2 separate regions of the Homo sapiens genome follow, and region 1 is linked to region 2. A link is a contact called in ENCODE Hi-C data. All regions are on one chromosome and are shown on one strand. Each heading gives the region's core, a stretch centred on a gene start or an enhancer-like site at or near the end of the contact. The rest is flanking DNA. Distances are from core to core; before and after follow the strand shown. Region 1 holds the start of PPP1R17 (protein phosphatase 1 regulatory subunit 17). Region 2 overlaps PDE1C (phosphodiesterase 1C).

Region 1 (7,265 bases), core at 3,839-6,338, 350 kb after region 2:
CAATCCAATCCTGTTTCTTTATGTGTGCTTCTTAAACTTGGCTATTAGAAACTCTAAACTTGAGATTTAAGCCAAAATAAAATGAACCCTCCCACCCTCACACTGACAGATTTATTCATAATTGTCATGTATCAAATGTCCAATATTTGCCCTCTCTCAGAGACACATTGAGAGTTTCAGAATAAGCAATTGTCAAGTCTGAATAAGAAGTGAATTAGCTGAGAGTCACAGAAAATCATGCTTAAACCTTGCCTATGTTTTTTCTGTTGAGTTCTGCAAAGTAGGATTATGTCTACTTCACAGATGAGGAGACAGAGGCTCAGAAAATTTAATTAATTTAGTCACACATCTATTAAATAGCCAAGGCTATATACAGGTCCAGTCCTGCTGACTTCCATTAGACACCTGAGTCTCTTAAAAATAAAATGAATCCTTTGAACCCGAATTGAATAAGGCTTCTGTTGTGGGTTTTTTGCTTGGTTTTTTTTTTTTTTTTTTTTTTTTTAATCATTACATTCTACAACTATTGTATAAAGTAAAGAGACTACCTCCCCATCCACATTATGATGGTGGTAGAAACATGGTAGGAGAAAATCTGGGTTTTGGATAGATCTTTATTTTCTCCCTAGGGATTCCAGACATGAGAACAAATCTGTCCCCGTCCCCACCCTCCATCTTTCCTGGAAAGTTCATTGAACTTTCCAGAGCTATTAGTTATAGCTGTCGCCCAGGAGCAGTGGAATTCCAGAATGGATATGTGTCAGGTCTGAAGGAGAAATGCATTAGCTGAGATTTATAGAAAATCTTCATTAGAGCCTGGCTAGATTCTGTATCTTGAGTTCTTTTTAGATAATTTATTACTCATGTCCTACTATAGCAAGAGTGGTGGGGGAGGAATAAATAAGATTAAAATCGCCCAACCAATTCTTTTCTTTTGAGATTTCTTGACAACCAGCATGCAGATGAACACACAGACCAGTTGTGCTAATGTTTCAAGCTCATAAAATGAGTTCAACTCTGTTGTCTTTTGAGGAATAAACCGGTTTTCTCTGAAAAGGTGGGAGGGTCTCTTCCTCTATGTGCTGAGATCACTGGATAGCAGATGGAGCTATTAACTGATCACTTGAGCACAGCTTTTAGAGTCACTCTGTGCAGACTGATTGTACTGAGTGACTTCAGAAGAAATCAATTCAGACCATTGTTTTCAGTGTTTGTATAGAGATTGCCAACTCCCTGCGACCATCAGGAAGTATGCTGTTAGCTTGGATGGGCCATGGGAACATCACTCAGGATGAGTGCTGAGGTCTCAAGGCAGCATCAGATATGGTCTTATGCACCTATTTAACCAATTTTCCTCCTCTTCAGGCAGAGTCATGGGCCCAGTCATACATATTATGTTGAAAATTACCCCATAGAGGATCTGTTGAAAATATTCATTCCTCAGAAGAAGAAACTGAGGCTCAAAAATGTTGAAATGACATACCATTAGTAAAACACTTAGAATCAGAGTAATCATTTGAAGCCACGCACTTACTATCTACTGAAGGTCCTATCTGCTGTTAGTACCTTTATCCTTCTCCCCGACCCTTGAAAGGTAAGGCGGTTTTTAACTTGGATCCTATGGCTGTTCTTATGTGCCTAATAGCAGGTTATTTAGTTTGAATCTGGATTCTTGAGTCAAATAGACCTAGTTTAAATCTCAGCTCTTAAACTAAAAAGCCATATGACTTCGATGAAGTTGCTAAATCTTAAAGATGTAGTGAGAGTAAATGGGGCCCAATGTAATAGAATCATTTTTGCCCCCTCTCCACACAAGTTAAGTCTGCTACAATAAAATTTGCAAAGGCTAACATCTTTGTGGTGCCCACACAGTCTGGCACCCAGAAACATATGTCCCTCTCTGTCCCCCGAGCTTACCCTGAGTTTCCTCATCTGTAAAATAGAGATAATAATACCTACTGGGTGGAGTAACTGTGAAGATGAAATAGCATAGCTGCATGCTTAGCACATTGTAGTCATAATTCAAGTGGCAGCTATTTTTATGTAATGTTGTCTATCTACCACGCTAGATTTTTGGCTAAGGAAGACCCGTTGTATAATGAAAAGATTCTAAAAAGCAATTGAACTTTTCTTTCAGATGCTTAGCCACGGGAGGTCCAGGCCTCCTCTGAGCAAAGCAGCTATGGCAGCACCAGTCTAGAAAAAGAAAGCCTGTCTCTGGCCGATGAATTGAATAATCAAACATGTCAGAGGCCCCTGGACAAGGTGAGGGAAAGCAGTGATTCGTCACAAAACTGACACATGCTTCCTCCACAGCATAGCTCATCTTGTCTATGGGAGAAACAACACTATTTCAAATCAGTGTGATTTAAAGAATGGTGGTGGTGAACCAGCAAGACTGTTTGCTAAGGGGCTGAGAGACAATTTCCAGATCTGGGATTTTACATTACAAGAATATCCCATGCCGTGCAGGGATGTGTTTTGCTCATGGGGTTAGAAGATACTTTTATCATGAATGATGTCATTACGGACTTCTTAGGAGAAAATTTTCACACAAAGAAAAGAACAAGCAAGTGGAGGGGAAAGACATTTGGAGTTTAGTGTTGGCTTATTGATAATTTTCATAGCCTGTTAGTATAATGACCCCATCTCTCAACTCACTCTCCATTTCTATCCTCAGTGAGAAGGGGCGCTCTTTATGAGTGAGCTGTTTTAAGACATGAGCCGGTCTAATTCTTGACATAGGAAATGGAATATTTCCATTTCCTATTCCTGACTCTACCCACGCCTTCCTCTCTTTAATTCAGTCTCTACCCCAAGCAGGTGTCATAAAGGGATGCTGCACTTGTTGGGCTGCCCAGGGAAGGTTTCATCATCTCCCTGTAACTTGGGAACTTTCTAAGGCACCAGCTCTTTCTTTCATGCCTGCATAGTTGGTCCTCTGCATCTTCAGAATTCAACCAAAAAGCTAGGGCCTCCAGAGAGGCTTGTTGTCTAATACTTCACATTTGGGGGTGTTTTCATAAACTGTGTCTACTACAAAGACTTGTGACCTTTTTAACATCCTCTTTCCACTTATTGGTTCAGTGTGGGCTCTGAATTCTAACACTCACACAGGGACGTGGACTGCCACTGTCATTGCAATATTGGCCACCCACCCTTGTGACAAGCCTGGAGTCAAACGTGCTGTGGAAATCAGGACTGTTTAAATTATATAACAGCTCTAGAGGGGTCTCAAGGAGCACCAGCAGTCACATCCATTATTTCTGCAGCAAAACTATGAATATTCACACTAAGTGACATAAAGACAAACCACAAAAAATTCACATTCTTTCAGGTCAGGCTTTGCTACCAAATGAGTTTGTGTTGAACTTAACAACAAACCTTTTGGTTTTCAAAATGTTTCAGATTTCTTAATTAGAGAATGAAAGAGTATTGATCGAATTACTCTTCTGGTTGTGGTTGTTTGACAGAATGTAGGTATTCAGTGTAGTATGCAAGAGACCAAGAGATATGATTTCAGGGTTTGAGAAAGGATTTCAGGATTTCAGATTTTAAACTCTTGTAACTTCCTCTTACTAATCCTTACCTTCCTTTTCACAAGGGACAAAACCTTTCTTTTTACAGAGAGATACTTGTAAATGCAAATACCACTAAGAGCAGCAATATGTAAATTGATGTCACAATACACAGGGATTGTTAATGACAAAGGTCACCTTCTCTTTTGAGAACAGGAACTGAAAGGGGGAAGGAACTGGGTGCCAGAAAAGGGACCCCACTATATTGCAGAAAGGCAGGCACACCAGCGGAGCTGAAACACATTAGTTGGTTCAGTGTGTGGTCAGAAGCTGGTCTGGATTTTTTGTCTTTTCTCTTATCATTGAGCGGTTTTCTCAGTTGGATGTGAGAATATGCGGTTTAAATTATGGGAAGAAAATTCCTCTCAACTTTAAGATTGGATGCTGTGAGTCAATATAAGGTAGAAGCCAACGTTTGGCTGCTTGTACCACTCTCTAGCTGGGTGAACTTGGGACAGTTATCTGTTCTCTCAAAAATTTAGTTTTCAAATCTGTTAAATGGGGGAAGATAGTGGCTCTTCTCCAGGGTTGTTGAGAGTATTACCCATAGAATGTGCATGGAGTCCCGAGCCCAGGTCCTACACACTGATATTTTCGTGAGTGTGAGGGACCTTCTTGGATCTTTCAGTCCTCCATTTGTGATTATATGTCTATCTAAATTGATCTATCAGAATTATCTCTTTATCCCATCTCTGGCCTTCTCTGAAGCTGGTAATGAGATGAGAATAGTTCAAGACAAAAACCAACCCATTTCTAAATCTTGGGAACATAATAGAACTGATTCTCAGAAGCGAGTTGACACTTAGCTTACCATACGGTATTCTGAAGAATATCCCCCAAAGTAATCAGGTCTTGATTTACTGGATGGAATAAAAGGGTAGAAGGTTGTATCCACAGCCTATGTGGTATCTCGTTAATGCACCCTCTGGCTATGTAAAATACATATTCATTGTCAAACCTCTTTTTAACCAGAGGATTGAATTCAGGTCAAAAAGTACCGTCTTTTAAAATCAGATTTGTTCATTTAGAAAACCTAAATTGGCAGTATTCCTGGAGGAGAGACTGACTTAAAGTAGGGCATGGAGAATGTGTTTTGAGAAGCATACTTTCTGTACTTTCCCCAGCCTTGGAAGATAAACCTCTCTATCCTGTGTGAATATGCAGATACACCAACTTCATCTTGAAACTTTGCAAATGAGTTTGTGAGGGTTCAGTCTTTTACAGAACTCCATTCCCTCCCTTGGAAGAATGACTTGAAAGTGGTAACTTTTTCTGCTGTCCACTCGGCCCCAGCTTAGCCTTGCTCCATAAAGCACAACCCCGTGCCACCAGCTACAGCCTTCTTTGTCCCAGTAACTGACTGGAAACTTGCTTTTCTCACCACAAAAGTTCTTGGAGTAAAAATCTGAAGCACTTACCAATCAGCGCAGATGCAGGGAAGCGAAGGCGAGAGACAGGGAGGGCGTGTGTGCTCACCGAGGCTGGGCCTGGCTCCTCTGCGGCAGTGGCTGCTGCTGGCCGGCTCCAGCTCCTCTTATCTAGGGACCAGCTGCTGCTGTTGCCATGGGGATGCTCTGTTTCACAGGCACCAGGGCAAGGGGGATGGAGAAGGAAAGAGGACTAACATCTCCATCGCTGCTCTCCACGGCAATCATTGTACATTACAAAAGTACAGTATAGAGTCGTGCTTTGAGTTTCCGGTGTGCACACCAGAGAAATTCAGACAAACCAGCTACATCATTGAATTCCCATGCGATAGATTTTTTTTGGCCTGATTTTGTAAATATGGAAACTGAGGCACAAGAAGTTAAGTGATATGCCCAAGAGAGGCCACAGCTAATTTCGACTCTCAAAGCTATTTAAGTTTAAATCCAGAGTACTTTCAATCACTATTGCTGCTTCTCAAAGTACTATCATGAGGAGGAAGAGAAGGGTAGCTACTGCTAACATTTATGTAAGGCTACCAAAATGCCAGACACTCTTCTAGAGACTTCACACATATCTACTTACTTAACCCTCAGGCCAACCTTGTGAGATGAGCTACAGTCATCATCCCATTTTATTGATGAGGAAGCTGGGGCTCAAGAGTTACCAAATCATCTGACCAAGGTCTCCCCACATGGTGAAGCTAGGGTTTGAATGGGGTAATGAAATGCTAGGGTCCACGCTTGTAACCACTTTGCAATACCTCTCAGCAAAGAGAGCATTTCAAACAGCACATAGCAAAGAAAGCAGCCCCCAACTCTATAGGTTATAGTGTGCAGGCCAGAAAAAATTTCCTCCTTCAAAGGAACAAAGCCAAATGTACCAATATTAGGAATACGTAGGCACTCAAGAGTGGATGTTTAAGCAAGGTGGGAGAGGCGGGAGACATGCTGTCTTTTGGAGAGGAAGGTTCTATGTTTTGGGTCTGCTCACTGGAGGAGAGCCCACTGGGGTTTGGAGGAGCAGCAGTTTTGACTCCAAAGCAGGAAGGCCAGTCTGGGAGATCAGGTAGGTATCAGGACCCACTAGAAGGGCTCCAGACCCCCTGATAGCAGCCAATGGACCACCCAGTGATGCCCAAGAAATATGTTCTCACAGAAGATACGTGAGCACCATCCACACATCCATATTTTTTCCAGTCTTACCTGAGGTTCCCTGCAGAGCAGGTCCCTGGCAACCCCTTGGTTTCAACTGCCTGCTTGCCACTGGCAATGTGTTTGTTGGTGCCTCCCTCCCACTTGCCAGGATCCCAAATAACAGGGCTAGAACCATAGTAAACTCACCAAGAGGTTGACTCCTAGGGTTAGACTTTTGCCATGGTAACAGATAAGCAGAGAATGGACTTCTTTGCCTGTTCCATTTTGTGTTGATCCTTATTGGGACCTCCTGGGAAGAGATGAGGGTTGCTGAAAGGTGATGCTCTTGTCTAGGAAGGGAAGGCCCTAGATGTTGAGGGACAGGGCCTAGAAGCAGGTCTGTGTTCAAAACTGCCTGCTTTATCTTCTTCATTTTTTAAATTTTATTTTATTTTCAGTGCTGGGACACATGTGCAGGACGTGCAGGTTTGTTACATAGGTAAACGTGTGCCATGGTGGTTTGCTGGACCTATCAACCCATCACCTAGGCATTAAACCCTGCCTTACTTTATCTTCTTAACAACAGCCTTGTTGGCCAATGAGTTAGCAGCATCTTCAGTCCACACTTGAGTGGAAAAGATATACTTTCCTTCTGAAATCCTTGAATTCTTCTTTTGAATTAAACTGTTTTGAGGTAATAGATCTACATGTCGTTGTGAGGGATAATACAGGGAGATCTCCTATACGTAAGCAGTTATATCCAATGGTAACATCTTATGAAACTATCCTACAATATCAAAACCAGTATGTTGATATTTACATGAATATATACAGAACATTTCTGTCACCACAAGCCTCCCTTATCTTGCCGTTATATAGCCATGCCCCCCTCCGTTCCTTCCTAACCTCCTGCTCCCAATCACTTTTTAAACTCGGCAACCATGAATCTATTCTCCATTTCTATAATTTTGTCAATTCAAGAATGTTTTAATAATGGAATAATACAGTAGGTAGCCTTTTGGGTTTGGCTTTTTTTTTTTCACTCAGCATTATTCCCTAGAGATCCATTCAGGTTGTTGTGTGTGTCAATAATTTGTTCTTTGTCATTGCTGAATAGTATTCCATA
Region 2 (6,829 bases), core at 284-2,783:
GTCTCATGCTTCAGGATGATCCTCAAGGCTGTGAAGGCAAAACTTGCAGGTCTGCATAAAGAGGCTAAAAGAAGAAATCCAACCCTTTTATCCTAAGATTCTAGGTGTCACCTACTACTGTTATTCTTTTGATCCCTGTATTTATCTTCTAGTAGGCTCTGCAATGCATAGATCTGTGGGCAGGGACCTTATGTTTCCACCATATATTTAAAAAGGGTAGGTGAGATTTGCAAAATGAAAGTCAGTCCATGTGGTTTGCATTAATAATACTACTGAGAGATTGAACAAATTGAAAGTACTTATTTTAAAAATAAGTCATACTGAATGTTTTGAGTTGAGTGTATTTTATTTATGGAGGTAAATTTTGACCTGACTCCACTCTCAGACTCTTCATTTCACTACAGGTTTACTGAGTGGAACTATGCAATTAGTAGTCAAGCACTGTGAGACATTAAACCAAAACCAAAACAAAAAATGAAATGTGGTTTCTGCCCTCAAGGAGCTAATGACATAATTGGAGAGATATAGGACCCAGACAGGTAATTTCAATATAAGTTATTTGACAAAGGTACAAAGTCATAGAGAATTTCAATATTAAGTTCTTGGATAAAGATGTAAAGATTTAGTTACATCTGCTTAGTTTGGGGGTTCAGAAAAGTCTTTCTGTAGATGACACCTGAGGCTTAAGGATGAGTAAGAAAAACAGCCAGATGTGGAAAGGTGGTATGGGTGTTTTATTTAGAAGGAATACTATGAGCAGATAGTTCATTTTTATCACCGCTTTTGTTATCTGAGTCCCAGTCCCTGCTCTGGCTTGAGTGAGGTTTGTATGCAAGAGAAGGGAAGGATTGCTATGCTGTGGGTATCCTTGTGGGTGAGGGGCAACTCCCTGCCTTAATTACCTTATCGTGAACTAGATTATCACTCCCCTAAGGGCTGCAAGCAAAAGACAGAAAACACCTAATAAAGACCTTTCTCTACTTGAGAACATGCAGTGTGGCCATTTGGGCTATGTGGACCACTTGTCTGTCAGAATGGCCCATTTCAAAGAAACCAGGAATCACTTTAAAATAAGAATCAGGGAAAATAAAGACTCCTACAACTTCCATAAAAGAGTAGAGATTGACAGTAAATGATGAGATGTGATCCCCCCTTTTTAAATTTTCTCAGCTTTTGTAAGGCTGGTATGATTTCTTTCTTACGTAATTGATAGAATGCATCAGTGAAACCATCTAGATCTGTCTGTCTTTGTAGGAAGATAGTATTGAAACAGTTCTCAAATGGTATCAGAATTACCAGCAAGGTCTGTTAAAACACAAATTGCTGTGACCCCCACCCCACCCACTCTAAAGTTCTGATTTGGTAGGTCCGAGTGAGAGCTGTGGATTTACATTTCAAAAAGTTTGCAGGTGTTGCTGATGCTGCCTTTCTGCTGGAGCTACATGTGGATAACCTCTGCCTTAATAGGTATAGGGATATTCAGAGTTTCTATTTCTTGTTGAGTCATTCTTGGTTAAGTTGTGGTTTTTCAAGGAATTTGTTCATTTCATCTAAGTAGTGAAACTCATTGACATAATGTTGCTTGCCATCTTTTTAATATCTGTAAGATCTGCAATATCTCTTTTTCATTCGGGACATTAGTAATTTGTGCCTTCTCTTATTTCTTGATCAAGCTTGCTACTTGTTTATTACTTTTATTAATGTTTTTAAAAATCTTCTGTCCTTGTTAACTTTTTCTGTTGATTGTGTTATGTTTTATTGTGCTCTGCTTTTTGTTTATTATTTCCTTTCTTCTACTTACTTTGGGTTTAATTTGCTCTTCATTTTCTAACTTCTTAAGGTGAAACGTAGGGCATTGATTTTAAACCTTCCATCTTTTCTAATATGAGCATTTAAGCTATACAACTCACTCTAAGCACTTTCTTTCTCTGTACATCCCTGTTGCCTCATCCATACCCCTATTGTTACCTAGTAAACCCGTAGGATGGATATGCTGGGGCAGGTGAATGAATGAATGAATGTAGCTGACCTGGTAGTTTAGATGGCTCTTCCTTCATCCTTGTTTCTTGCGTATGTGGTTCTCAGACAAAGGAATTCCATTTATAGGAGAAAAAGTCATTTCTGAAGTAAACAATTTGTGAATGGAGAAACCTGTGTTTAGAAAAAGTGTGGTACCTGTGAGGCTGGCCTGACACTTAAAGAGCATGATTCCACTGCTATGTTGGCTGAATTTTCTCTGAGCTTGCCCCACTCTGGTGTTTCCTTCACAGGCCAGGCTGTCCTTCTTGTTCATTATCCAAGGGGGTCAAGATGAAATTTCTCTCCCTTCAAGTCAGTTTTCACAATTGACCAGGCACGTTAAAGCTGAAACATGGGATTACCTTTCCTGTTTTCTCAGCAGCAGCTGGCATCCATTGCCATCAGAAGCAAGAGCTGCCCTCTGCTAATAGACTCTATACACTTGGACAGAGATGATTCATACTGCTAGGATTTCGAGCTCCTGGGTCTCTTGAGATGAAAACTCTCAGATGCATAGATTTTCTGGCTTTTGGCAACTCATTTAATGAGCAAATAATTCGGATGCTCTTTACCCCCGCAAGGAAATAGGGAATTCCCTGGGAAATTTAGTTTGGGACCCATCACTGTATAAATCATTTACAACAAACGTTGATCAGAAAATATAATTTCTTTATTCTCTTCCTTTTAAATTTATACCATTGGTATTGATTGCAAAACAAACAACAACCAAACAAACAAGCTAGGTGTAAGAGTTAAAGAAAGAGGAAAGAAACGTGAAAAGCAGCTCAATAGTCAAAGACAGGTTTATTTTGGAGAATAAACCTGAGAGGGGCTTCTGGCCAATTTGGTCAGGAGCACTCTCTCTTACAGACTAAGAGTATTTAGGGGTTCAGAGTGAGAGAGTTTATCACAGGCTCGGAATGTTTCTGTGTGGAGGAGAAGTTTATTGTGGGGTTGGAATGTCTCTGGTTGTAGGGGAGTTTATCTTGGGGCAGGCATGTCTCTGGTTGTGGAGGCGTTTGTCTTAGGGTTGGAATGCTTCTGGTTGGAGATGTCATTTGTAGTTTATGGTCATGCTGACATTAGCCATTAGGCTGATGTCCTTTGGGTTGGATTTCGGTGGCTTTTGATCAAGGGGAACTTTAAAATGTTGGTGCTTTTCCAAGAGGGCAATGCTCCTGCTCTGTCACTAGGCTGAGGAGAAACTAAACTTTGCCTTTAAATAATAGAGTATGATTGTAATAATAAAAATAGCCATAATATTACTTGAAGATGCATGATAATCATGTCCTTGGCACTGAGATAAATGCTTTACACACTTATTTAATTTTTATTAACTCCTCTGGGATAGGTGCTATAATATTATTGCCTCCATTTTATGGGTGAGAAAACTGAGTCTTAGATAATCATAAGTAACTTTCCAAGGTCAGGAAATGATGGGGCTTGGTTCAATTGAGGTCAATTTGACTTTTGGCCCCAATCTCTTAACTCTTATGCTACCTTGCCTCTGTATTTAACTTTGGAGGTATTGGGATATAGTGACAAAGGTGGGATTATGACTTAGTGTTTACATTAAAGTTCACATCAGTACTGTTTGGAGGTTTGGTTAATTCCTGTTTAGATTTTTTGTGCATTTGAAGCCAAGCATGACTGGGAGCTACCATGAACACACCTTGGGGAGAAAAGGAAAATAATTTTTGTAGAGAATGGGGACCTCAGTGAAAACTGTGCCAAGGAATAGGATCTCCAAATCGCTCAGCCTCTTTTTTCACTGCTAAGGGGAATCCATCCACCAGATTGGCATCTTTGTCCGAGGCACAAATCTGTGCAGCACAAATCAGCTTTTCTTCATTCTTGTGAGATTTATGGGATGTGGCTTCTGATTGAGCCATAATGGGTAGGGGGAGTGGGGGATGTGAGTAGGGGAGAGGGTAACCAGAAGCTCCAGCCCATCTGTTGGGCCACAAGAGGGCTTAATTTCTTCCTCATTTTGCTTTTAGAAGTTCATGAAGGAAACCTGTTTTTCCAGTTCTTTGCTCATGTTGTCTCTCTGCTCTTTCCAGTAAGGGGTTGATATCCAGGTGCTGTATGCTGGTTTGACTGTGACACACAGTAAAAAAATACACTTTACATTATGCGTGCAAACACACACACACACACACACACACACACACAGTCTCTCATCTTACTACCACTGATTAAGTCTAATTTTCCTATTCTATTTTATTAACATAAAATTGTTGGCTATAACCCAGTAAGCTGATTTTATTATCTACTGATAGAGAGCAGTCCATAATTTGAAAATTACTGATAATGGTTGGTGGGAGTAGAGTATCAGAGCATAAGCTATATCCTTTTGGGGATGAATTTAAATGTCCAGGTCTAATCTGGACATATATTAATGCATATAAGTACGTTAATAAATCAGGGTACTGTTTTTGTTTTCTGGAGATAACTCAATATCCTTCCAGGGGTCTTTGGGTTTTCCTCCAACCTGAATTAGAAGCAAGCCATGACAATTTCTCTCTTGGGTCTGTGGGTCAAGTCAAAGGAGGTAGCCAACAGAGAGAGAACCTGGTGGAGTTTCAAGGTGACAGTTCAGGGTCCCCTATTTGTCTCAGTGGTTCAGGGTGAAGATACAAGGTCAGGAAGCTGACTGTGCTCGGGAACCACTTCTTGAAAATCTGTATTCTTTAGAGTTTTGCAGTAGATAACAGCAATAATGGAAAACAGGTTTTTTTGTTTTTTGTTTTTTTGCCAAGGTACTGACTGAAGGAAGGACATTTATCCCCTTAATAACAAAGGGAATTGCGCTCCTTTGATGCTCAGAGTGGCATGAAATATATTCCATATACATTCTTCAACATGCTTTCCAGACTGTAAGTTCATTAAAACTACTGAATGAATTCCAGGGTGAGGAAGATTAAGCTGTAATTTACTATATTTCATGGCTCGCTTCTCCCTTTTCTTTGAGCCCATTCATCTGTGGATGAGTCACAAAGAGATAGCAAATGCACCACAGAGCATCACGCCTCTAGGACAGCTTTGGGAACTAACAATTGATTCTGCTAGGATGCCATCAAGAGAGAGTCTGCCCCTTCCCTTCTGCCTTGCCCTGCCTGGGGATTCAGCCCTCCTTTCATCCTGGGAAGGTCTTACTCCGTCAGCTGATCTCAGCTGAAGATTAGTTTTGAGAAGTCACCTTCTGAATTATTGTGTTGGTAAGAGAGCTTGTGATCTCCAGTTCATGGTCTGGTCTTTCCCCATCTCCAGCTCTCTGCTCACTTGTTAGTCTTTCCTTGTGTACCCGAGCTTTGCTGCTGCATTACTCACAGGAACCTTACAAACAGCACTTCTCAAAAAGTTTAATGTGATCATCTGGGGATGTTTTTAAAACGTGGATTCTGATCCCGCAGAGCTGGGATGGGGCCTGAGATTCTGCATGTCTAACGGTTACTGATGCCCTGGTTCTTGGCCATTCTTTGGGGAGGGAGGCTCCACAGGTTGGTGCATAGGTGTGGAGAGGGCACTGTCTGTGTGCACAGCCCTCATTTTCATAAGACCCGGCATGTGACCATAAGATGGTAGGTTTTTATCTATAATAATAGAAGCAGGAATCACGATTCCTTCTTGGTAGAGCTGATATTTTCTCTCTAGTCCAGTCACTTTTCTCTTTGCATTCATCTTGTATTTACATGTGCCTTTTGGGAATCAGTGTTCCTGTCAGTGGCTGTCTCCACACACTCGTAGCAGTGAACAGATGCCCTGTGAACTTGATTCTTGCCTCGGAGTTGTGAGGAGCAGGGTATGCCCCAGTGGCAGAGAGATGGGGACACTCTACGGGTGTGAGGAACTCACAGAATAGGAAGCCTGGCCTTGCTGTGAAGTCCCTGCTGGTCTGGGACACAGCCTGACAGTCAGGCAAGGGCAAGTAGGTTTGTTTTCCTCTTTAGAACATGAGGTCTCCACCTCCTCCTCCAAAATAACCTTTGAGGCAGCCTCTTCTCTCCAGGACCCCATGTGGGCTTTTCTGGCTTTTCTGCCCCATGTGGCATCCTGGGTTTCTAGAACACATGTGATTATAACAGAGTATGCCACCATGATCAACTTATGAGGAAGTATGTCTACTCTTTTGACTTTATTGTAGTTTTTGGCCCTAGAAGGAATCTTGGATGTCATCTTTTTCAGCCTCAGGTGAAGCAGAAGCTCAGATGGCAAAGGGTTGTGCACAAAGTCAGGTGGCCAAGCATCTAGTCTCTGACTACTGGGAAAGCAAATAACTCATTTTACAGCCTCCAGGAATTTCTCCCCCAAGCAGTACTTCTCCTGCGGTACAAACCTGTGGCCCCCTCTGACAACGTCTGGACACAGTCTCCTTGCCCCATCTCTTCCCACTTCCAGGCTCCCCACTGTGTAAATTTCCTAGAACCCTTGTGGTAGAGGGGCCTCTCCTACTTTCCATACCTCACATTCACATGTGTCCAGCCTCTGTTTCCTGCATCTTGCCAGTCTGTTGATTCTATTTATCCATCAAGGCCCTAGTCTAATTTGACTTCCTCCTTGAACGCAAGATCATCAGGCTGGTTGTAAGGAACCTTGGGTTCTGATCCCTGCCTATAATAAGCTATGCAACGTGGCCAAGATCTTTATACTTTTGTGCCTTCATTCCCTCATATGATCAAAAAAGGAACTGGCTGTTAACACTTCTGTGATTTCACAATACCCTGATTCCACCCTATTCTCTCCTTTCTCTGAAGGGTTGCCCTTGAAGCAGTGTAGAGGTGTCATCTAGACCTGGAGTTTAGATTCC

Evidence for each region. A loop is a pair of places that touch in the nucleus more often than their neighbours do. Pooled maps may share reads with other maps.
Region 1: a pooled map shows a loop between it and region 2 (2.8-fold over the local background). The contact joins the promoter of PPP1R17 here to the enhancer-like site in region 2. A Hi-C loop is called at or near these places in 2 of 37 single-sample maps with no recorded cell type and 1 of 50 pooled maps.

What each region holds. Positions count from the first base shown.
Region 1 is chr7:31,685,038-31,692,302 of GRCh38, reverse strand. It overlaps PPP1R17 (protein phosphatase 1 regulatory subunit 17), which reads right to left and starts at 5,088. Exons shown (of 5, transcript NM_006658.5): 1 at 4,997-5,088. It also overlaps a transcript of PDE1C not described here.
Region 2 is chr7:32,031,420-32,038,248 of GRCh38, reverse strand. All of the region lies in intron 2 of PDE1C (phosphodiesterase 1C), which reads left to right. Among named protein-coding and RNA genes, the nearest start is that of PDE1C, 36 kb to the left of the region's middle. Within about 2 kb of position 1,533, at least 2 of the 41 ENCODE cell types and tissues checked have a DNase peak (open chromatin) inside an H3K27ac peak, as active enhancers do.